2 separate regions of the Homo sapiens genome follow, and region 1 is linked to region 2. Evidence: read pairs that join two places in POLR2A ChIA-PET (ENCODE). Cell type or tissue: GM12878. All regions are shown on one strand. Links, peaks and the distances in the headings refer to the core of each region. The heading gives the core; the rest is flanking DNA. Region 1 overlaps LOC124901329 (a long non-coding RNA gene). Region 2 overlaps PAQR8 (progestin and adipoQ receptor family member 8).

The links. ChIA-PET counts read pairs that join two places held together with the same protein. Peaks named below come from ENCODE experiments on the same cell type or tissue, not always from the same donor. Only the 100,000 strongest peaks of a DNase experiment are listed, where the experiment ranks them.
Region 1: POLR2A ChIA-PET joins it to region 2 with 16 read pairs; 22 of 35 experiments call an interaction of 5 or more read pairs at or near these places.

What each region holds. Positions count from the first base shown.
Region 1 is chr6:52,289,963-52,302,398 of GRCh38, forward strand. It overlaps LOC124901329 (a long non-coding RNA gene), which reads right to left. Exons shown (of 2, transcript XR_007059609.1): 2 at 10,702-12,436. Among named protein-coding and RNA genes, the nearest start is that of MCM3, 11 kb to the left of the region's middle. RefSeq lists enhancers at 6,774-6,993, 10,969-11,263 and a silencer at 9,824-9,893. In GM12878, for the core only: a CTCF peak has its summit at 7,656; a DNase peak (open chromatin) is centred at 6,879; H3K4me3 peaks cover 1,015 bases; H3K27ac peaks cover 2,632 bases.
Region 2 is chr6:52,385,548-52,397,983 of GRCh38, forward strand. The region is part of intron 1 of PAQR8 (progestin and adipoQ receptor family member 8); the gene reads left to right. Among named protein-coding and RNA genes, the nearest start is that of EFHC1, 29 kb to the right of the region's middle. RefSeq lists enhancers at 638-747, 3,383-5,867, 4,509-4,718. In GM12878, for the core only: no CTCF peak of the experiment used is centred there; DNase peaks (open chromatin) are centred at 4,534 and 5,004; H3K4me3 peaks cover 1,471 bases; H3K27ac peaks cover 3,563 bases.

The DNA of each region.
Region 1 (12,436 bases), core at 4,444-8,443, 94 kb before region 2:
TTTAGCTTGAAATAATAGTAACCATTCATTGAGCATGTACTATGTGCCAGACACTTTGCTAAGCACTTTATAAACCATAAAATCTCATTTAATTTTTACCTCACCTTGTGAAGTGGTCATTTTTAATCCTCATTTTACAAGTGAGAATACTAAAGTTTAAAAGATCTCAGAATTCTGTACTAGCAAGAGGCAGGGGTAGGATTTGAACCCAGATCTTTATTACTATACCAAATAGCATTTAAGAACAAATGAGGGCTGGGCACGGTGGCTACGCCTATAATCCCAACACTTTGAGAGGGCAAGGCAGGTGGATCACCTGAGGTCAAGAGTTCAAGACCAGCCTGGCTAACATGGCAAAACCTCATCTCTATAAGAAATTAGCCAGGCATGGTGGTGTGCACCTGTAGTCCCAGCTACTCCAGAGGCTGAGGCAGGAAAATTGCTTGAACCTGAGAGGCAGAAGTTGCAGTGAGCCAAGATCGCACCACTGCACTCCAGACTGGGCAACAGAGTGAGACTGTCTCGAAAAACAAAAAAACAAATGAATATGTTAAGGTTCAAACGTAGAATCTGATCCTTTACACTCAGTAGAATTTACTTCAATATTAAGTGAACAGGTATTTCTTATTTTAAAATATTTTAATTGAGTTAAAAATATGTGATATGGGCATAGTATAAAACATCATATTTATTAAAAATAACATATAAATTTGCACTGATTGAGGGAAGGCTAATGAGAGGAGGGAGTATTTGATTTGAGGATCAAAAGTGGGCAATATTGCCTCTAGAGAGATGTGGCAGCAAGGACATTTTAAGTAAAGGCAGACATGGCCAAGCCCTTAGGAGATACTAATGTGACTAGAATGAAGGGTCCACAGGAAAGGTGAGTACAGGGTACGACTGAAAGCAGCTGGGTACATTGGGCCTGACTCTAGAGGTCACAGCCAACAGAATAAGTACACAGTGCCTGATTTAGTAGGAAAAAGGGAGCCATTGATGGCTTTTGAGCAAAGGAGAGACTATCAAAGTTGTGCTTTAGGAACATTAATCTGGCCAGAGCATGTGTAGAATTAATTATTTCAATCAAATAAAAGGAAATGAAGCTGGGGCCAGGCTCAGTGGCTCATGCCTGTAATTCCAGCACTCTGGGAGGCTGAGGTGGGTGGATCACCTGAGGTCAGGAGTTTGAGACCAGCCTGGCCAACATGGTGAAACCCTGTCTCTACTAAAAATACCAAAAATTAGCCGGGTATAGTGGCGCACGCCTGGAATCCTAGCTACTCAGTAGGCTGAGACAGGAGAATCGCTTGAACCCAGAAGGCGGAGGTTGCAGTGAGGCAAGATTGCACCACTGCACTCCAGCCTGGGCAACAAGAGCGAAACAAAAAACAAAAAAACAAAAAAACAAAAAAAAGCAAACAACAACAACAAAAAGAAATGAGGCCAGGAAAAGTTGTTCAAAAGTGGATCAGAAAGGAAAGGATGAGGGCAAGACATTTCAGAGGGAAAACCGACAGATAGAAAAGCTATTTGGATAGAAGCAGGAGTGAGGGAAAAGGAGGGTGATATGGTTTGGCTGTGTCCCCACCCCCGAATCTCATCTTGAATTGTAACTGGCATAATTCCCACGTGTTGTGGGTGGGACCTGGTGGGAGATAACTGAATTATGGGGGCAGTTTCCCCCATACTGTTCTGGTGGTAGTGAATAAGTCTCACGAAATCTGATGGCTTTATAAGGGATTTCAGCTTGCGCTTGGTTCTCATTTCTCCCTTGTCTGCTACCATGTAAGATGTGCCCTTCACCTTCCACCATGATCGTGAGGCTTCCCGGCCAGGTGGAACTGTGAAGCCTTTAAACTTCTTTTTCTTTGTAAATTACCCAGTCTTGGGTATGTCTTTATCAGCAGTATGAAAACAGGCTAATACAGAGGGATAAAAATTATATGTAGGTAGCATAAATTAGACACAGTGCCTCGAGGGCTTACAGAAAGCATACAATGTTAAAGATCTTTATTTAGATCTTTAGTTAGAATGAAGAGTTGTTTTATAGTTAACACAAAGGAAAAGAAATTTCAGAGACAGTCAAGTCTCCCAAAACATCGGTAGTCAAAGGAAGAATTCAACCTTGACATTTAGTTTCAAAACTTTGGCGCCGGGCGCGGTGGCTGACGCCTGTAATCCCAGCACTTCGGGAAGCCGAGGCGGGCGGATCACGAGGTCAAGAGATCGAGACCATCCTGGCTAACACGGTGAAACCCCGTCTCCACTAAAAAATACAAAAAACAATTAGCCGGGCATGGTGGCGGGCGCCTGTAGTCCCAGCTACTCGCGAGGCTGAGGCAGGAGAATGGCGTGAACCCGGGAGGCGGAGCTTTCAGTGAGCCGAGATGGCGCCACTGCACTCCAGCCTGGGCGACAGAGCGAGACTCCATCTCAAAAAAAAAAACTTTGTCTGGGACAGTATAGAAAAGGAAGAGAAGTTGTATTTTGTTGAATTTTAAAACAAAGTACCATATACAAAGTATGTCTCAATAAGGGAAAGTATACATAAAGTATGCCTTAATCAAGTTTATTCTAAAAACCTAAGCAAAGGAAATAAATAAAATTATAAAAGCCTCATGACTGCATCTGGTTAGAAAGGGGGCTGGAGAGCCAATGCTCCTTGAAATGAGTTGAATATTTCTTTTAATTGTTTCCATGTTATTTGCCTGAGAAACTGTAGCTCCTATCCACAGCATTCACACCATCAGTGTGATAGGCTGATAGAAGCCAGGGCTTGGGACAACTGAATCTCATTGTATCCTTTACTCACCGAACATTTGACAACACAGGAGCAAAACCTGAAAGATGCTTGTGAGGCACTGTGAGATACAAGCTGCAGAAATGGTTGTATTGATCAATCACTTGCCCTTCAGAGAAATATAATAAAATCATCCTTCCTATCCCTCACCTCAAATCATACCCACAGTTCCCTTCCAGCATCTTACTACATTCTTCCAGGTCAATTTCAGGAATCTTTAGATAAAAAGAAACACAGTCCTTCGTTACTGTTCTTCCAGCCCTCCTGTATTCTGCTGGTTTTAGAGAGTGTAGAAAAGCTGTTGGAACTCTAATTTTACATTTTATGTACTATAAGGATCAAAACAAAAATATCTGAGAAGCTTAGAGATCTAATGTTCACCTCTTTTGCCCAGCCTTTCACTGGATTCTTTGATGAGCCTCCAAAAAATATCTCTGATCTGAAACCAAACCCAGATGGAAATTTTTCCTGGCCTCTGTCCATCTGGTCAGCCACCTGTTTCTCTGTTAATACAGGAAGGGGATATGAGAAAACTGAAGGTGTTGGCTCAGAGCCTGTAGAGGTCTGGGGAAGGTGGCTTTTAAAATAATCATTCTTTATTCACTGGCATGCTTCAGTGCCACCTTCATTACTTGGAAATGCAAAGTACTCCAACAATATTTATTAAAAAAATAAATGAATGTCAGAGTACATATTAAAATTTCAGAGCTGGAAGTCACCTTACAGGCCATTTAGTCTAAAGCTCCATTTCATAGTTTAGATAACTGAGGTCCAGAAAAATCGATTACACTCTAAAATTAACATATTTAAAATGAAATGTTTTTTAAAGGTAGAGAAATACTCAGGACAGAACAAGACCCTCAAAGAAAAGTAGATTTGAGCAAATCATACTTTTAAGATTCAAAAATACATTATTGAAAGACTAAATTAATGGACTGGGTGAAAGCAGAGCATACTTATTTGAAAAGAGATAAACTAGGAGATGGAGCTGAGGAAATTGCTCATGAGATGGCAGAGTGGGGGAAATGGAGATATAATATGAAAAATAATTTAATATTCTTTGCTTAGGATTTATATTTTATATCCCTATAAATGCAAAAAACGATGGTAAGCAAATAAATTGGTAAACACAAAGGTAAATCTAAGAAAGTCTTGACTGTAAAAATCAATACTAATAATAATAACTAGAAGGCCGGGCGCAGTGGCTCACACCTATAATCCCAGCACTTTGGGAGGTCGAGGCGGGTGGATCACGAGGTCAGGAGATCGAGACCATCCTGGCTAACACTGTGAAACCCCGTCTCTATTAAAAATAACAAAAAAAATTAGCCGGGCGTGGTGGTGGGCGCCTGTAGTCCCAGCTACTTGGGAGGCTGAGGCAGGAGAATGGCGTGAACCCAGCAGGCGGAGCTTGCAGTGAGCCCAGATCACCCCACTGCACTCCAGCCTGGGCGACAGGGTGAGACTCTGTCTCAAAAATAAATAAGTAAATAAATAAATAAATGATAATGACTAGGCAGAGAGTTAAAAACTAGATGTAAATAACTAGGATTGTCTTGCAGTATTTTTTTTTCAATGATGGAAAAGTTCTGTATCTGCTCTGCCCAATCTGGTAGCCATTAGCCACATGTAACTATTGTACATTTGAAATGTGGCTATGCAACTAAGGAAAATAATTTTTAATTTTATTTAACACTGATTAATTTAAATTTAAATAGCCACATATGGCAAGTAGCTATTGTATTAGCACAGCTTTAGACAATAATAACATGGCAAGTGACTAGAGCCAATCAAAGTTAAAAATCTAAGATCTTTGTATTATTTGGGAGGAGAATGCAGATTTTGAAGGCAGTTGTTTGTGTTAAAAATTTAAGGATAAAGCCTAGAAAAATAAAAAGAGAATGTATCATTTCTAAAGTAGTAGAGGAAAAGGAAACAAAGAAAACACTATAAATAAACAGAAGATAGTAAGAGAGGTGGAAAAAATTAAAGAAAAGCATGGTAAGTAGAAAGCACAAGAAATACAATGGAAATAAATAAGCAATGAACTAGTTTATTTTTTGGTAGAATACAGAAGTTTAATGGAGCTACCATATGAGAACACTGGGTGAAAATATCAGGTAACAAAAGATATACACAGTATTAGGCCTTTTTATATAAAGTTTCAAAACATACAAACTTACTATTTATTTTGCTAACACAAAAATATAGCAAAATATAACAATATTCCTGGGATGAATGACACAAACCCACTCATAGAAGAGGGACAAAAGAAGGGCAGGTCTTTGGTTGAGTATAAATATTTTATTTAAAAAAAAATACTTGAAGCAAAATGTTAACATATACAAAATCTGGGTAGTGAGTGTGAGTTTCAAACCATTTTCTGTTTGAAACTGATAATAGTTTCAAGCTATTATCTTTTATAAATAAAAACTGAAATTCAAAAGGAACACATTAGGCCAAACTATCCAAATACTTTCCTCTTTTCTTTGTGTTGGATTATTTCTATCTGACTGGTTTAGATCTTAGGAATTAAACTTGGTTTCTTGTTGATTAGGAAAGTTCTGTCCACAAAATAATAATCTAACATTTTATTAATGCCCTCCCCACAGCAGAGGACTAAGGAGCTGGATATCCCATTTCCTGTTTCCTTAGAATAGGGTGATGTGGTTTAGATGTTTGTCCCCTCCAAATCTCCTATTGAAATGTAATCCCCAGCCCAGGTGCAGTGCTCGTGCCTGTAATCCTAGCACTTTGGGGGGCCAAGGCAAGTGGATCACTTGAGGTCAGGAGCTCAAGACCAGCCTGGCCAACATGGTGAAACCCTGTCTCTACTAAAAATACAAAAATTAGCCAGGCGTGGTGGCACATGCCTGTAATCCCAGCTACTCGGGAGGCTGAGGCAGGAGAATCACTTGAATATGGGAGGCGGAGGTTGCGGTGAGCCAAGAATGTGCCACTGCACTCCAGCCTGGATGACAGAGCAAGATTCTGTCTCAAAAAAAAAAAGAAAGAAAAGAAAAGAAAAAAGAAATGTAATCCCCAGTGTTGGAGGTTGGAGGTGGGGCCTGGTAGGAGATGTTTGGATCAAGAGGGCAGATCCTTCACCAAATGGCTTAGCACCATGCTTCTGGTGATAAGTGAGTTCTTGCTGTGATCTGGTTGTTTAAAGTGTGTGGCACCTCCTATCTGTCTCTCTTGCTCCCACTCTCGTCATGTGATGTGCCTGCTCCCCCTTTACCTTCTGCCATGATTGTAAGCTTCCTGAGGCCCTCACCAGGAGCCAAGTGGACATTTGTGCCATGCTTGTACAACCTGCAGAAGCATGAGCAAATTAAACCTCTTTTCTTTATAAATTACCCAGTCTCAGGAACTCCTTGATAGCAACTCAAAAATGGACTAATACATGGGGTTAGCAAAACCTTCCCATGCCCCCAGTGGATACCTGAAATGGCAGATAGTACAAATCCTATATATACTACATTTCTTGCTATACATATGATAATGTTTAATTTATGGATTAGGTTCAGTAAGAGATTAAAAACAATAACCAATAATAAAATAGAAAATTATGATATACCAGCATCACTACTCTTACATTTTGGGCCAGCATTAAATTTAATAAGGGTTGTTGTAGGGAAGTGTGGGGCTCCTTGGTTCTTGTCTTCTCGACAAAAAGAATTCAGCCAAGAGACCAATTAGTGAAGCAAGCAAAAATGGTTTATTATGGAAATAAAAGTACACTGTAAGAGAGGAGTGGGCTGACCTGGCTGGGAACAGCCCCAAGAGTTCTGCAATGCAGTTTTTATTACGTTGGACTTTTTGTTTAAGTTCTGGCCTCTGTCTCAAGCCTTTGTCTTTGTCTAGTTTCCTGGCTTCTGTCTTAAGTCTCTGCCTTTGTCCCCATCTAGTTTCCCGACCAGGCTTATGGGACCCTCCCTTACTGTTGGTTAATGTGCATGATTGGGGCCCAGCGATCCATATGAATCCTACCTAATGGCAGTGTGTCTCATAACCACCACCCCAGGAAGGTCAAATCTGTACTTATTGCTCATGTGTATCTCTTAGGAATTCCCCTTTTGCTCTTTTCCCCCTCCTATTAGCATGTAGCTAGCTACTTTCTGACAGTTTAACCACAGAATGAACGATTGCTGGGCTTTTTTTTTTTTTTGACAGAGTCTCTCTCTGTCGTGCCCAGGCTAGAGTGCGGTGGCGCAATCTCGGCTCACTGCAACCTCCGCCTCCTGGGTTCAAGCGATTCCCCCGAGTAGCTGGGATTATAGGTGCCCGCCACCATGCCCGAGTGCGATCTCGGCTCACTGCAACCTCCACCTCCTGGGTTCAAACGATTCTCCTGCCTCACCCTCCCGAGTAGCTGGGACAACAGGCACACACCACCATGCCCAGCTAATTTTTGTATTTTTAGTAGAGACAGGGTTTCACCATGTTGGCCAGGATGGTCTCGATCTCTTGCCCTTGTGATCCACCCGCCTCGGCCTCCCAAAGTGCTGGGATTACAGGCGAGAGCCACTGCGCCTGGCATAATTTTTTGTATTTTTAGTAAAGACGGGGTTTCACCATGTTGGTCAGGCTGGTCTTAAACTCCCGACCTCAAGTGATCCACCCGCCTCAGCCTCCCAAAGTCCTGGGATTACAGGCGATTACTGGGCATCTTAAGGGGAGTTTCAGGGTATTCCTTTTTGCATACCTTGAAGAAGTAACATTTCTCAGTGTCCCCTCAAGGAGGGGACATTCCTTTCGGTATTTCCCCTCCTCTCTGCTCATATTTAGCATGCATGTTTCAGGCAGTCTCTGAGATGCTAGATTTTCCAGCACTTCCTCCTCCAGGGGCTCCCTCTCATGCTCACATCTAACCATCTGCCTGTTCTAACAGGGTTACTTGAACACAAGCACTGCGATACCTCAACAGTTGATGTGATCGCCAAGACCCTGTTAAGTGACTAATGGGGGGTAGATACACTGGGCAAAGGGATGATTCACCTCCCAGGCAGAACACAGGGAACAGCAAGAAACTTCATCATGCTGCTCAGAATGAAGGACAATTTATTATGAATTATTTCTAGACTTTTCCATTGAATATGTTCAGGCCACAGTTGACTGTGAGTATCTGAAACCAAGAAAAGCAACACTGCAGATGAGGGGGGACACTTGTATTCAACTCTGTTCTATTAACGGAATTAGTGAGTACCCTTAGGTGCCATTTTATGGCAGTAGAGGAGGAGGAAAGAAGAGACAGAAGAAAAGGATAAGGATAGAAAGGGAGAAGGGGAAAGAAGGAGAAAGGGTTGTGGTAGAGGGCTCCCAATTGCCTTTGCTCACACAGAAGCCGCCAGCACCATATCCCTATAAATGACAGTTGGATGGAACAACCTAGTCTTCTTGCTTTGACATTTTTCACTGGGTGCTTCTTTCATCATATTGCAATTAGTGTTTACATGCCTGTTTACTCCAGTGAACCATGTCTTGTTCTGCTTCTTACCCTGAGCACTTAGCCCAGTGCTTGACACACACAGAGTAGGCCTTAATAATGTCTGTTGAATTAACACTGAATACACAACTTCAGATCTTAATTGATTTCTTGCCCTCTTGTTTCCATTCATACAGCTTCCTTTTGTTCTGTGAGCCCTCCCAGCCTTTCTCTTTTGCTTCATTGAGTTCATGGTCCCCCTTTCAGGCCCTCAAAATTGTAAACCTTTATGCTTTTCCTTTTTTTTTTTTTTTTTTGAGACTGAGTTTCACTCTTGTTGCCCAGGCTGGAGTGCAATGGCACCATCTTGGCTCATTGCAACCTCCGCCTCCTGAGTTCAAGTGATTCTCCTGCCTCAGCCTCCCGAGTAGCTGGAATTACAGGCATGTGCCACCACATCCAGCTAATTTTGTATTTTTAGTAGAGACAGGGTTTCTCCATGTTGGTTAGGCTGGTTGCGAACTCCCGACCTCAGGTGATCCGCAAGCCTCGGCCTCCCAAAGTGTTGGGATTACAGGCGTGAGCCACCGCATCTGGCACTTTTATGCTTTTTCCATTTTTGGCTCTAAGTTGGGACACTTAAACTAGTTCTAGGTGGCCCACAGAGTGCCTTCTTAGGAAGACAAAGGAAACAGGCTGGGGACAGTGTCTGGGAACAGGAACTTTCTGGGGCCCCAGAAGTATCAGTATCACCAATTCCTGAGCCTGACTTTTTTTACTTTGTGAGGGGTTTGACAGGGAGCTATGGTTGAGAGGATAGAGGAGAGGAATGTGGCAGTTCCTGATACCAAGTTTTCATATCCTTCCCACCGCTTTGTCCCAGGCCGAAGCATAGAGGCCTACAAGCATTCCCTCACACCCAGCCCTGGCCTGCCAAAGCCAGCCCTGGTCTTTGTGGTAACAAACTTCTCTCTCTTTCCCTCCCCCTTTTTTTTTTTTGAGATGGAGTTTTGTTCTCGTTGCCCAGGCTGGAGTGTAATGGTGCAAACTCGGCTCACTGCAACCTCCACCTCCAGGGTTCAAGTGATTCTCCTCCCTCAGCCTCCCAAGTGGCTGGGATTACAGGCATGCGCCACCACGCCCGGCTAATTTTGTATTTTTAAGTAGAGATCGGGTTTCACCATGTTGGTCAGGCTGGTCTCAAACTCCTGACCTCAGATGATCCACCTGCCTTGGCTTCCCAAAGTGCTGGGATTACAGGTGTGAGTCGCCACGCCCGGCCACAATCCTCTCTTTTCAAAAGAAATCAGCTGTGCTTACAGCTGTGGGTGGGGTGGTGCTGTCTTACTAGAGCAAGAAGTCTAGCCTGGCAAGATATTTCTGTCAACTGCACTGTGGGAACCAATCTGTTCTGTTAAGTTGTAGCTCAAGGGATTTTCTCATGAAGACATGGGGTGCAATGTCTCCTGGAGGCCAGCTGGCTCACCTTGGGCCCATTTCCTCATTGGCCAACCAGCATACAAGACCTGCTCACCGGGCAGCAGTGAGCTGCTTGACAGCCATATTGAGGTGGAGGCAAGTAAGGAGGAAAGCTGAATGTCAGTGAGATATTGGCACAGTCTTCGTACACTACAGTGAGGCAGATACGTGTGGGCAGAGCCACCTGTGGCTTACTTAGAGGAAGGCTGCTATTTGCTTCAAGAGAGGACAAAACCAACAGGTCCATACTTATCTCTCCCTGTCAGCAGATTTGGGTGGCTGTGGCTGGCCAAGGACACAGCCATGAGATAGACTCATGAGACAGCCAGTCTCACTGGGCTCTGGACAGGACTTGGGTCTCTGGATGGGTCACAGCCTGGGTGAATGACAGCCAGGAGAACAACTCTCTGGTTCCATTCCTCCCTGCCTTAGGCTCTAGCTTGAGCAAAGTGGTAGCAGAGCACAGGGGCCTAGGACATTAGCAAGTTCAACTATATTGGAGCCTTCACAGAAGCATGTGTTTTTCTAGGAGCATCCCTGATGAGCTCCAGCAGTTAAAGGAGGATGAAAACAATAGCCTCAGCAAATTCTGCAGCAGTTGGGGGCATCCCTGGGAGTCTTTTTTCAATAACATTGTCCCTCACCTATTGCATGACCAGCCACTCTCTGAAATAAAGGTAGAAATAGGTGCAGGATCTTTCAAGTTGAGCCTGGCTAAGTGAGGTCCACCCTGACCCTCCCATCACCCACTGGGGTTGGAAAGAAAGAAGAGGAATCCTCCAAACTTACCGACCCACAGCCTCCAAACTGCCCCAATAGGAAGGCTATGCAGCAGGAAGGAGTTGTGAACTGTGAACTTTCACATAGCACAAAGGACTTGCCCAAACACTATGCTAAGAGACTTGACCAGACTTCAGCCTGGCTTCTGCCTACACTAGACTGTGTCCCTGTCTTAGTCTGTTTGTGCTGATATGACAAAATGTCTGAAACCAGGTCATTTATAAAAGAACAGAAATTTATTTCCACATAGTTCTGGGGGCTGAGAAGTCCAAGATCAAGGCATTAGCAGGTTCAGTGTCTGGTGAGGGCCTCTGTCTTTGCTTCCAAGATGGTGCCTAGAATGCTGTATCCTCACGTGGCAGAAGAGCAGAACAGCGAAAGGGGGCTAGTTACCTCCAGCCACTAATAAGGTCACTAATCACATTTTATAAGGTCACTGATCACATTTATGAGAGCTCCACCATCATGACTTAATCACCCCCTGAAGGCCCCACTTGTTAGTGCTATCACATTGGTGATTAAGTTGCAACATGTGACTTTGGGGAGACATTCAGACCACAGCAGTCCCTAAAGGTGGCCCCAGCCCCTGTGCGAAGTCTTTGCTCAGAAAAACACAATGCTGCTAAGCTGCAAAATGTACTGTGTCCCAACCCACTTTGCCAAACAGTTTTCAGTAATTTTCCACTCACTCCTTCTGTAATTTTCCATTTTTCCCAGACTTTCTTTGTCCTCTCTTTTTTTTTACTTCCCCATACCCCCTTTTAATTACCTCTATGATCTCCCTTTAAATGTCCCATTTACCATTGTCTTAGTTGGAGGTGAGCTCAGTTTATACTAAAGTCTCTCTTCAATACTGCAGTGGTTCGAATAAAATATCTTTCTTTAAAAAGTGACTGATGCTCTTCTCTTCAACAAGACCAATCTGGAATTTCCACCAATGGCCTCAGCCCTCATGCTCCCAGGCCAAGAAATAGTGGGACCATCCCAGGCACAACAGTGGGATCTATATGGGGTCTGCTGAGCCCCAGCAGAGATATGACACAGGCTCACTATCATGGAGAAGCCAGCCATCAACAGGCCCCTGAAGATAGTTGACCACAACACTGCCCTCCTGACCTAATCACCTCCCCAAAAGCCCCACCTCTTAATATAATCGCCTTGGGAGTTAGGTTTCAACACATGAATTTTGAGAGGACCCACACATTCAGATCATAGCACCATTAAACAACAACTTTGCCCCCTGCCCCTAGCCCCTGGTAATCACCATTCTACTTTCTATACATACATACGAATTTGATTACTTTAGATACCTCATATTATTGGAATCATGCAGTATTTTTCCTTTTGCAATTGGTTTCACTTAGCATAATGTCCTCAAGTTTCATCCATGTTATAGCATGTGACAGGATTTCCTTCATAATAGACAGGCCACATAATATTCCATCGTATGTATACACCACATCTTGTTTATCCAGTCATCCATCAGTGAACATTTGGGTTGTTTCCACCTCTTGGCTATTGTGAATAATGCCGCTGTGAACATTCTGTATCTCTTGACATTCTGTTTTCAGTTCTTTTGGATATATACCCAGAAGTGGATTGCTGATCATTCTATTTTTAATTTTTTGAGTACCCACCATACTGTTTTCCGAAGATGATGGGCATTTTTATTATTGGTGAATACCCTGGACTTAATATAATGCCTAGGCATAAAGGAGACCTTCAAATGCTTTTTGAATACATAAATAATAACAGAAGAGACTAAGGGTAATAAAAACACAGACTTAGGCCTCTCCACCGTGACCTTTTTTAGCTAAGGCTTAGCCATAATCATTAAAAGCCCTGATCCAGAGGCCTATCTATTCCACGCTTCAAAGCTGAGACAGAATGAAACATAAGAGCCAAGTGCAGTGGCACATGCCCGTAAATTCCAGCACTTCAGGAGGTTG
Region 2 (12,436 bases), core at 3,018-7,017:
CAAGTGAGACCTAATTAAACTAAAGAGCTTCTGCAAAGCAAAAGGAAAACTATTGGCCATGCACCATGGCGTATGTCTGGAATTCTAGCACTTTGGGGGGCAAGGTGGGTAGATTGCCTGAGCCCAGGAGTTTGAGACCAGCCTGGGCAACATGGTGAAACCCCACTCTCTACAAAAAAATACAAAAAATTAGCTGGGCATCTGGTGTGCGCAGGTAGTCCCAGCTACTTGAGAGGCTGAAGTGGGAGGATCACCTGAGCCTGGAAAGGTTGAGGCTACAGTGAGCCATGATCACACCACTGCTCTCCAGTCTAGGTGACAGAGTGAGACCCTGTCTCAAAACAAAAAAGAAACTTTCAACAGAGGAAACAGACAACCTACAGAATGGGAGAAAATATTCATACATTATGCAGGGGTCTAATATCCAGCATCTATAAGGAACTTTAAATCACCAAGCAAAAAACAACTCAATTAAAAAGTGGGCAAAGGAAATGAGCAGACACTTCTCAAAAGAAGACAGACAAGTGGCCAAAAACATATGAAAAAATGCTCAACATCACTAATCATTAGAGAAATGCAAATCAAAACTACAACCAGATACTATCTCACACCAGTCAGAATGGCTATTATTTAAATTAAAAAAAAATAACAGGTGTTGGTGAGGCTGCAGAGGTTAGGGAACGTTTATACAGTGTTGGTGAGAATGTAAATTAATTTCAGCCACTGAAGAAAGCAGTTTGGAGATTTCTCAGAGAACCAAACACAACTACCATTTGACCTAGCAACCACATTACTGGGTATGTACTCAAAGGAAAACAAATTGTTCTACCAAAAAGACACATGTACTCATATGTTCATCACAGCACTATTCAAAAATAGCAAAGATCAACCTAGGAATGAACCTCAGTGCCCATCAACAGTGAATTGAATAAAGAAATTGTGGTATGTACACATAATGGAATACTGTGGAGCTGTAAAACAGAATTTGCAGCAACATTATCTTAAGTGAATTAATGCAGAAACAGAAAACCAAATACCACATGTTTTTACTTATAAGTAAGAGCTAAACATTGGGTATACATGGACATAGAGAAGGGAAAAATAGACACAGGACTACAAGAAGGGAGAAGGAGGGACCGGGGCAAGGTTGAAAAACTACCTGTTGGGTACTATGCTCACTACCTGGATGATGGACTCAGTCATACCGCAAACCTCAGCATCATGCAATATACTCTTGTAACAAACCTGCACATATACCTCCTGAATAGAAAAGAAAAGTTGAAAAATTTTTAAAATGAAGTAATTCTGAGTGATAAACAATCACAACCTTTGTAGATACTACAGGTTAGGCAGGTAGGTAATTGTAATATCATGGAGATGAAAGCTGTAGCTTTGTGATAGTTTACAATTACTGATCTGAACTGAGTAGATTGACTTTTCAAATGAAGCTCTTCTATGGAATAACTAATGATTTTTTTTTTTGAGACGGAGTCTCACTCTGTCACCCAGGCTGCAGTGCAGTGGCACAATCTTGGCTCACTTCTCTGCAACTGATTATTAATTACTACTTCTAATTACAGAAAAGGCCACACTGGGAAGTGGAGCAGGGTCTTCAGGGGTGCCCTTAGGAAAGAGCCCTGATGGGATGTCTTGGGAGAGAAGGCTCTGGATAGTGCTCCTGGGTCACTACAGTGAGCCAGGATTCCTAGTCCATCAGCAGCTCAGAGATGGACAAGCACTATCTTCTCATCTAATACTTCCTTTTCATTCACAGCTGATAGATGTTCTTTCACAAAGACGCAGTCAGTTGGCTGGACTCTTGGGACACGGGTCAGAATTATTGGGGTCTGCCCATACCTTATTGTTGATTTGGTTTAGGGCTTTGAATAGGTCACTTAAATTCAGTGTACCTCAGTTATTCTCACAATCAAGTAACACAAGCTAAAATCTTTGAAAAAATATTTTGAATAACTTCCTTATGCAACCCAATGAATTTCACAATTTAATATAAAGGAAGACACATGTATAGCCAGTTATAGCATAATGCTAAGAGGATGCTATAAACTGAAGTGTCTCCCCAAATTAATATGTTGAAATCCTAACCCCTAATGTAAGGATATTAGGGGGTGGGGCCGTTAGGAGGTGATCACCTAGATCAGGGATCCCCCAACCCCCAGTACCTGTCTGTGGCCTGTTAGGAACTGAGCTGCACAGCAGGAGGTGATCAGTGGGCGAGTAAGCAAAGCTTCATCAGTATTTACAGCCGCTCTGCTTTGCTGGCTTTACTGCCTGAGTTCCTGTCAGATCAGCAGCAGCATTAGATTTTCATAGGCGTGCCAATCCTATTGTGAACTGCACATGCAAAGGATCTAGGTTGTACTCTCCTTATGAAAATCTAATGCCTGATGATCTGTTACTGTCTGCCATCACCCCAGATGGGACCGTCTAGTTGCAGTAAAACAAGCTGAGGGCTCCCAGTGATTCTACATTATGGTGAGTTGTATAATTATTTCCTTATATATTATAATGTAAAAATAATAGAAATAGGCTGGATCCGGTAGCTCATGCCTGTAATCCCAGCGCCTTGGGAAGCCAAGGTGGGCGGGTCACTTGAGGTCAGGAGTTTGAGACCAGCCTGGCCAACATGGCGAAACCCCATCTCTACTAAAAATACAAAAATCAGCTAGGTGTGGTGGTGCATGCCTGTAATCCCAGCTACTTGGGTGGCTGAGGCACAAGAATGGCTTGAGCCTGGGAGGTGGAGGTTGCAGTGAGCTGAGTTGGCATCACTGCACTCCAGCCTGGGCAACAGAGCAAGACCCTGTGTCAGGAAAAAAAAAAAAAAGCAATAAATGTAATGGGTTTGAATCATCATGAAACCATACTCCTCAACCCCCAGCCCCCATACGTGGAAAAATTGTCTTCCATGAAATTGGTCCCTGGTGCTGAAAAGGTTGGGGACCACTGACCTAGATGAATGCCTAGATGAATGGTATTACTGCCTTTATAAAAGAAACTCAGGAGAGCTCCCTTGCCTCTTCTGCCATGTGAGGACATAACAAGAAGACAGTCATGTTTGAACCAGAAGTGGGCCCTCACTGGACACCAAATCTGCTGGTGCCTTCATCTTGGACTTTTGCAGCCTCTAGAAACTGTGAAAAATAGATTTCTGTTGTTTATAAGCCACCTAGTCTTTGATATTTCCTTACAGCACCCTGAATGGACAAAGACAGAGGGCTTAATAAGACATGATGAGTTCTACTTCAGGCTGTCGCTAAGCTTCACAGGGGAGGGGTTATATCTGAGCCTGAATTTGAGAGAGAAGTGGGTTTTGCCAGGCACAGCAGGCTACAATAACATTGGCGATGTCAAGTGTGTGGCTTGTTCAGGCAATCAGGACAGTCTGTTCTGCCTTTTGTATGCAACAAGAATAAAAACGAGTTCTAACAGTGCTCCAGTGTTATTTTACATTATGTTTCTCTGCCTGGCCCCTCCTTTTCCTAAGTCTTTGCTTAGGCATTCTTGGTCATAAAAATGACAAATGGTAGGAGATGATAGACCAAAAACAAGCTGATGGTTAGAAATTCAGCCAGCAATTTAAATATTGGTGCGGATACCTAGCAAGTGGATGAACCACACAAATAAATAAGATCCAACTCAAATGGTGTTTTCTTTTGAAAACCCACATTTTCGTTTTCTTAGATCTCACTGGTTTTTACCTTTAGAAGCAGGCAAAGGATAGTCATTCACTTTGTTTTTGAACAATGATCTATTGACACATTCTGGGGACATCTTTCCTCTGACTGTTTGCTGATAGAAATAAAGCATAGGTAAGCCAGTGTTCCTGTCTCCAGAGGCTTGCAATTCAATAAGCAGAAGAGAGAAGGCTCTCTACACACACAGTAGTGAAGTAATGGGCAAGCCTGATGTTCTCCTTACCAAAATATGTGGAATAGATAGATAAGGGTTGGGGGCGGGGGAGGAATCAAGATGGCCTGGAGAAGGCTTTGTGGTGATTTGGAATTGAACTAAGGCCTTGGAGATATCTAAGGAGAAATGAAGAATAAAGTGACTTGCTTGACTCTTTATAGCAAATAAAATTGCTGGGTCTTAGAACCACCAGGAGAGTGTACTGTTGTCACTGCAGAAGAGTTAATGTTTAATTGCTAGGGAACACAGCTTTCTTTATATGGTGCTCCAAACTCTAGCTCGATTTGTTATCTGATTTTCTGCTGTGGAAAGGGCATTTCCAAGATTGATTTCCTGCCAGTGGAAATGAGCAGCTCTCTTCACGTTCACCCGGGTTGGCCCGGGTCCCAGCTGGTTTGCAGATCAGTGATGAAGCTTCCTGCCGGTGAGAAGCTAGATCTAGTTGAGAGGTTGCCTGACTGAAGCCAAACCACACCTAACGAAGCCGATAGTTACACTCATGTAGAAAGTCCAGGGAGACACCTGTCCCTAGGCTTTAATTAGTGGGAGTTTCAGACAGCAAAGTTTACCTTTACTCAAACAAGAAGCCTCAGAAGAACATGATCTTCACACCTGAACTGTTGATTGCCTGGAGACTGCTCAGTGTGTTCTCCCAGTAAATTGTTCCCAGCTCCTCTGACTTCTCCCACTCGACAGATTAAACACAGATACTATTTATTCCATGTGGCAGATGCATTCTCTGTCTGTAATGATGCATTTTGAAACCAGTACTTTCTCAAGTGAGATTAGCTGAGATGTGGAAAGTATAGGAAGTGACAGAACAGACAGAAATTCTAGCTAGAGGGTTCTAGTTAGATAAAGAGAAAAAGGCACTCAGAGGAAATTTGCTCTGCTCATCTTTCCCAGGGCACAGCAACAAATTAAGGCTGTCTTTTCTTTCTCCTCTTAGGAATATTATAGGGCACCACAGAGGAAAAGATTCATAAGTGGAGAGCTCACTGAGCCCAGAAGGACACATCTTGCTGCCAGATCTGTGGCAAAAAGGTGTACCTTACTTTTTTTTTATAGGCACGGTTCAGCCGTACCACAAACCCACATGGTCAGGAAGTGACTCACGTATTAATGCCGTTTGAGTTTGTGTGCTGTGGGGAAGGTCTTTTGACAATATTGTGTATACTGGCTTTTCCAATCTAAGAGAACATCTTTGCTGCATTAACAGTAGATGTTACATATTTTTTTCCCTTTAAACCCCCCATGACCAATAGCTTACCCTATGGCAAGTATAGTTAGGTTACTCGTAATAATTAATTTGGTATGCTAACTAGTTGAGCTCACAGAAAAATGCAAGTATGGGTGTATTCCTTTATAATGCTGGGGTGTTTCTTGGGGAGGGTCTTAATATTTTACCAACTTAGGTTTTACCAATTTTTGCATATTTATGTCAAATATTCCTATTTGCAGAGTAGTACTAACTTTTGCTTTCCAATTACAAAAGTAGTAAATGTTTGTTGTTAAAAAGTACGATAATGATAGTATTTCCAGAAGAAAAGTAAAATTCCCCACAATCCCTTCATGGCAATAGCTATATTGTTTTGATTATATGCACTTCCATACTTCATCTGTACCATGTTTGTATGATTACAAAAATAGGGCTGGGCGGAACACATACTTTAAATTTGTTTTTTCCTTTACATGTCTTTGACTCATTTATTCATTCAAGAAATCTTTTTTGAGAATGTACAATGTGCTAGTCCATCACTTTTCTAAGTGCAGTGGAGACTACAGTGAAAAACCAATGGAGCTCACATATCATGTGTATCTTTGTATAACAATAAATGTAAATATGCTAGTTATTTTAATAAGTGCATAGTATTCTATTTTATAGATTTATCTTAATTTACACAATCAAATACTCCATTTTTGGATGTCGAAATTCTGTTTGTTAGGTTTTGTTAAATATAGGGAGGAAATATGCACTGACCATTGGTGAATCTGAATCGATGTTCAAATGATCTCTGCTAATAACAGGATTGCACTGGTAGTGCCATTCTTTCAAATATGACTTTACAAATAGTGATATGCTCCTTGGAAGATGTAGCTATAAAGATCAGTATGAGCCCAGAGTTCTCTCACTTAACGACTATGGAGATCCTGAGGCATGTGAGACTGTTTCCAACTCCACCTCTGGCTCAAAGGCTGCTTAAAGCACAGTTCCAGTCCTTATAAATGGACACCAAGTTGTCATTTTGGCTGCTATTCCTTTGCAGCCATTTATAATTATGCAGTGATGTGTGAAGCTGGGCTTCTGTGAATTCTGGAAGCATTTCTTTTGCCTTTGATAGGAATTGCTGCTCATTTGTCCTCTATCCAACAACCAGCAGGTCACTTTCCTACCATCTGTGTGAGTCCCACACACAGTGACATGAAGTGATGTCACAGGATCTGTTTGTTGGTGATTCCAGCATGCTGCTTGATGTTCAGTACAAAGCAAAACATAGCCCAGATGAATTACAGAATTTTACAGTATTAGAGCTTATATAGATTACACCCCCATCTTAAGGACAAGGGCACCAAGGCATAGAGAGGTTGAATAATTTGCTTAAAAATCACTTAGAGCACTTTGGGAGGCCTAGGCGGGCAGATTGCCTGAGCTCAGGAGTTCGAGACCAGCCTGGGCAACACGGTGAAACCCCGTCTCTACTAAAATGCAAAAAAAACTAGCTGGGTGTGGCAGTGTGCGCCCTTAGTCCCAACTACTCGGGAGGCTGAGGCGGGAGAATTGCTTGAACCCAGGAGGCGGAGGTTACAATGAGGCAAGATCGCGCCACTGCATTCCAGCCTGGGTGACAGAGCGAGACTCCATCTCAAAAAAAAAAAAAAAAGTGTCACATAGTGATAGAGCTAGAACTAAACATTGGGACTTCTAATTTCTTGCCCAGTGTTCTTTCCAGGGAATCAGCTATTCCAAGTTTGTGGTAGATTCACATAGCATCCTTGTAATAGGTCAGGAAACACTATTGCTTTGGAGTGCTTCTATTTGTCATCCAGATAAAATGTCTTCAGTACCAAACAATGCCAGTTTCCCAAATATGGAGCTTTTCTTTAATTCCCCACTTTGTTAATTTGGGAAAGGCTTTTTAGGTAGCTTGCTATATGCATAGCAGATTTAGTGATCTCATTGTCATTGTGCTTTCCATTAGTAGGCTGATAAATGACCTCAGGTTTATGATTGGAATGTCTCACTACACCAGTTCTGTAAAGCTAGCCACAACAAACCATGTGTCTCTTTAATATGAAAGAAGCCCATCAGATTTATGATCATATTTATCTGGGCTAATAGACCTATTTGGATTATTTGATAGATTCCACTCAGATTTTGTGGAAGTCACATTTTATTCTCTTAGGGAGTATTGGAATCTGATTTACAAGTAAACTCAGTGTCAAAGATCTGAGAAACTTTGCAGTACTGATTGTTTTTGTAAGGCCAACTGCAAGTTATTTTTGTTAATGAAGCAAAGCAGTATTGCAGCAGCATATTTGAAGTTGTATATCAAAAAATATTGGGGTTTAGTCATAGAGGGCATTTTTTGAGGCATAGTGGTTAAGAACGCAGACTTTAGAGTCAACTGCTTAGTCACCTCCTGGATCTATCACATACTGTGCAGCCTTGGACAAGTTATGTAATCTCTCTGTAACTGTTTCCTTATCTGTGAAATGGGAATGATAATAGTACTGGTGTCAGGTATTGTTGGGAAGTTTAAATAAGTTAATATTTTCAAAGCACCCAAAACACTGTCTGGTATGTGCTAAACATCATATAAGTGTTTGATACTATTATTCTGACACTTTCTCTCTCTTTTTTTTTTTTTTTTTTTTGAGACGGCGTCTTGCTCTGTTGTCCAGGCTGGAGTGCAGTGGCATAACCATGGCTCACTGTAGCCTCAATCTCCTGGGCTCAAGTGATCCTCCCACCTCAGCATCCTGAGTAATTGGGACTACAGGTGTGCGCCACCATGCCTGGCTAATTTTTAAATTTAGAGATAGAGTCTTGCTGTGTTGCCAAGGCTGGTCTTGAACTCCTGGGCTCAAGCTATCCTCCCCGTTCGGCTTCCCAAAGTGCTGGGATTACAGGTGTGAGCCACTGTACCTGGTCGATTTGGACACTTTCCATTCATTCATTCATTCGTTCATTCAGTGATTTCTTGGAATATCAATGTGATAGGCACAATGCTAATGATAAAAATATTCTCAGCCCTCAAAGGATCTTGCAGTTTAGTGGTCAGAGAGACATATAATGCAAACCATGTAGGCATACAGTAAGGAAAGTCCTATAATGAAGGACTTTAAGTGCAGTGGCAGTTAGGTGAAGGAGCACCTGAGGGGAAGCCTTCACAGGGACCATTTGAGATGGGACATGAAGCATGAGTAGGAGTTGGCCAGTGGACATCAGTGGTGTGGGCATTCCAGGCATGCATAGAAGCACAAAGTCCTGAGAGGATGGCAGAATAACTGGAACACAAAGTGTCAGAGTGGGAGATGCTTTGGGGACAGTTAAAGAGACGCACAGGTAGGGGACCAGGAAGGCCTCCTGTATCCTACAGAGGTTCCTGTGAGAGATAATAAGGACTCAAATTCAGACAGGGGCCAATGAGAGGGAACCCAGCAGATGGAGGAGTTGGCCAGGAGCAGTGAGTGCAGTGACACGGTTACACCTGTTTCTCAGGTGATAGGAGACGTGCCCAGGTGCTGCTCTGCTTATCGATATAGTTCCTCTCTGAAAGTTAAATGGTCTTTTATGGGTACTTCACGTATTTTTACTGTGTTTTCAGGGGATAACAACTATCACCAAAAACGTGTCATTTCATTGTTTTATTGAAAGTTACTGAAAAGGAAATGCATTTTAGGTAGTTTCCATCAGTCAGAACTACGAAAACAAAACCAAACCTTAAGAATACAGATGATCCCCAACTTAGGATGGTGTGAAAGTGATACACATTCAATAGAAACCATACTTTGCATTTGGGGTTTTGATTTTTTCCAAGGCTAGTGATAGGTGGTGAAATACTCTAGCAATTCTGGGCAGCAGCAGTAACCTGCAGCTCCCAGTCAGCCATGTGATCTCAAAACAACCAGTACCCTACGGTGTCCTCTGTTGCCAGATGACTTTCCCCACCTGTAGGCTAAGTGTGTGTTCTGAGCACATTTAAGGTAGTGTAGGCTAAGAGTGGTTACGTTCAGTAGATTAGGTGCATTAAATGCATTTTCAACTTAAGACGTTTTCAACTTAACAATGGGTTTACTGGGCTATAACCCATCATATGTCAAGGAACATCTGTATTTAGCTTAGTTCTGTGATTTACTTTTAAAAAGAACACCTAAATGCACAATTTTTGGCTAAAATGTCAGATTTTTAACCATGAACTTGGGATTTTTACCCCATTTTTCTCTTTCCATTAAAAAAAAAATTTGAAAGGCGCTTCTAAGATAAATTTTTAAGATTAGATCCCGGCCGGGCACAGTGACTGACGCCTGTAATCCCAACACTTTGGGAGGCTGAGGTGGGTAGATCACCTGAGGTCAGGAGTTTGAGACCAGCCTGACTAATATGGTAAAACTCTGTCTCTACTAAAAATTCAAAAAATTAGCTGGGCATAGTGGCATGCACCTGCAGTTTAGTCCCAGCTACTTGGGAGGCTGAGACAGGAGAATTGCTTGAACCCGGGAGGCGGAGGTTGCAGTGAGCCAAGATTGCGCCATTGCACTCCAGCCTGGGCGACACAGCGAGACTTCGTCTCAAAAAAAAAAAAAAAAAAAAAGATTAGATCCCTACATAATGCAAGGCATTATTCAACATTTTTTAACACTTTCTTATAAACATTAAGTGAATTCATGGTACATATACTCAGTAAATAGAACTTTTAATTCCAATTCCATTATAATCTGACTCTAATTAAAAATCCTTAAAGGAGATAGGGGAGTTCAAATATCCCACTGCTCTAGATGTGTCCAAATGAATGTCCTCCATGGGCACTTCAAACTCAACATTTTCAAACATGTCTTTCAGCCCAGACCTGACCCAGGGAGGCAGTATTATGATGATTCCCAGGAGTGTTACAAAACAAATAATATTCCTTTTTGATTTTAAAAAATTGCATTAAAATCAATTATAAGGTAGAAAATACGTGTGGATAGATTTATTTTTACTAAGTTATATCCTTCAGTGGGCTCTTTATTTGAAATATTACTAGGACTTTATGTACATGTTTTGCCTCTTGAAAGTACTATTCCATTACTGACCATTTTGTTATTATTCATTCTGTTTTCTTCCTAAAAAGTGGATAGACAGGAAATCACCTCCTCTCACCCACCCACCCTTTTTTATGAGGACAATGACACTGAGTAATTGATTGTCTTAGGCATAGCCACACACCTGAGTAGAGCAAATACTAATAGCCAGACTTCCTGACTCCCAAACCATTACTTCTTTTTTCCTTCACCTTTGCAGAAGAGAAAGAAATTGGTGCCATGAGCCTGGGCCTAAAGAACTGTTCATTCAGTAAATAATTATAAGGTGTCTTCTATATGCCAGATATTATTTTCAACATGGGGACTTCTGCACCTAACAGTCCCTGCCTTTAAAGGAGCTGGTGGCTAATGGGAAAGTAAGTGGAGTAAACAAACGAACCCAGCTCCATGAATGAAGAAAACTGGGAGAGGCAAGGCCAGAGTCTAATGAAGGCTGGAGAGAGCCCTAAGCCAGTCTGGGAGTTAAGAAAAGCTTCCTGGTGGAGCCGACTTCTAGTTAGAGTGTTGAAAATGACCCAGAGTTGCTGGGCTAGAGGGTACTGAGTTTGCATGCATGGGAGATAGAGTGTCAAGAACTCCCAGTATTAAGAGTATTAAGATCTGGGCCAACAAATTGGCCTTAGAGGTATGGGCTCTGGGAGAGGAGGCTGGAATAGGAAGGAAAACAGAGAAAGGATCTGTTTGAATAATTAGGGCTTAGAATTTGTATTGTAAACAAACAATGGTGAGCTGTTGAAGAATTTTGAGGAGGGAATGATAATCAGATTTCCATTTTTAAACTGTTGCCCTGAAGTGATTTGGAGAATGAAGTGAGGGTTGGGGATGTGAGTTAGGAGAGCCATTATTGATGATGAAAGGTCAGTTATGAGACTGCTATTGTCATCATTAACATAAGTTAATTTTGAAGACCTAAATTAAGGGAGAGCAGTAGAAATGGAAAGGGCAAATGGCTTCCAGAAATGTTGAGATAAAATCAGCAAACCTCGATTCTGATTAGATGTAGGGGACGAGTCAAGTCTGGGTTGAAGGAAATGTCTGGAGATGAGTCTGAAGTGCCCATGGGGGACATTCTTTTGGACACATCTAGAGAAGTTGGATATTTTAATTCAAACCTCAGAAAAGATCTGGTTGGAGGCAAATTTGGAAATCAGCGGATACAGGTGTAGCTGAAGCTAAGGGCCTGGGAGAAGTACCTGTCTGAGAGGCACTGTGGATGGTGAAAAGGGGGCAGATACCACAATTGACAGGGATGGTGGGAGAAGAAAGCCAAGGTGGGGCCAGAGAGGGTAGTGTCATTGTCACTTAAGCCAAGAGAGGAGGCATTGGTTAGCATTGGGAATCCTTGCAGAGCTCAGGAGAGATAAGCATTAAAACAGGGTAATAGTTTCACGGGAGAGAAATGACTCTCATTTCCTCTGTAACATCAAACCTAAACTTTCACTAATTCCACTGCACCTAGCCCACTCCCTTCCTCATTACTCCCCAGTAGCCCCTCTGCTCACAGACCTACCAGGAAGTCATACCATTCCTATGCTCTTATTTTGCCTCTTTGCTAGAATGCCCCAATTCTCACTTGTCTGAGCTCTATCCAGCCTTCTAGGGCTAACACAAGCCCACTTCCCCCCAACGCTGCCCCAGGATACTCCGAGTTTGTTCTCTTCTATAGATCTATTTGTATTTCGCTCTAGTTTACACTTGTTTATGTGTGTCATCTGGTGTTGTTGGCTGTTGATTCATGAAGTTTGACTCTTCTAAGCTTCTTGAGGTAAAGGGTCTTATTGTATTCTTCCTCTGCGGCCTTTGTAGCCTGGAATAGTGTTGAATAGATAATCCTTGCTCTGAAAAAGATTTCTGGTTGATCAAAATTACAAGACTTGAGATTATCCAGTTAATAAAAATTCTTGAGGAAGATTTAAATTTCAGCTGTCCAGGAGCTGGAGTGAACCCTGTGCAAAGGAGATTGTTCTAAGGTAGAATCTTGGTCAGCTGATAGTCACATCAGGTTAGGTAGGAGGGTGTGGGAACAGAGGCCAGAAGTGAGGGAGGGGCTCTCTTACTCAGTGCAGCCACCTGGGAAGGCTGGGAGGCTTCAACATCATGATGACAATATGTGGTTTCCTCCAAAACGGGCTCAAATTTTACAGCTGGTCCTTTGAATCATGGAAGCATTGCCCATACCTGCTTGGTGAAAGTGAGGCCT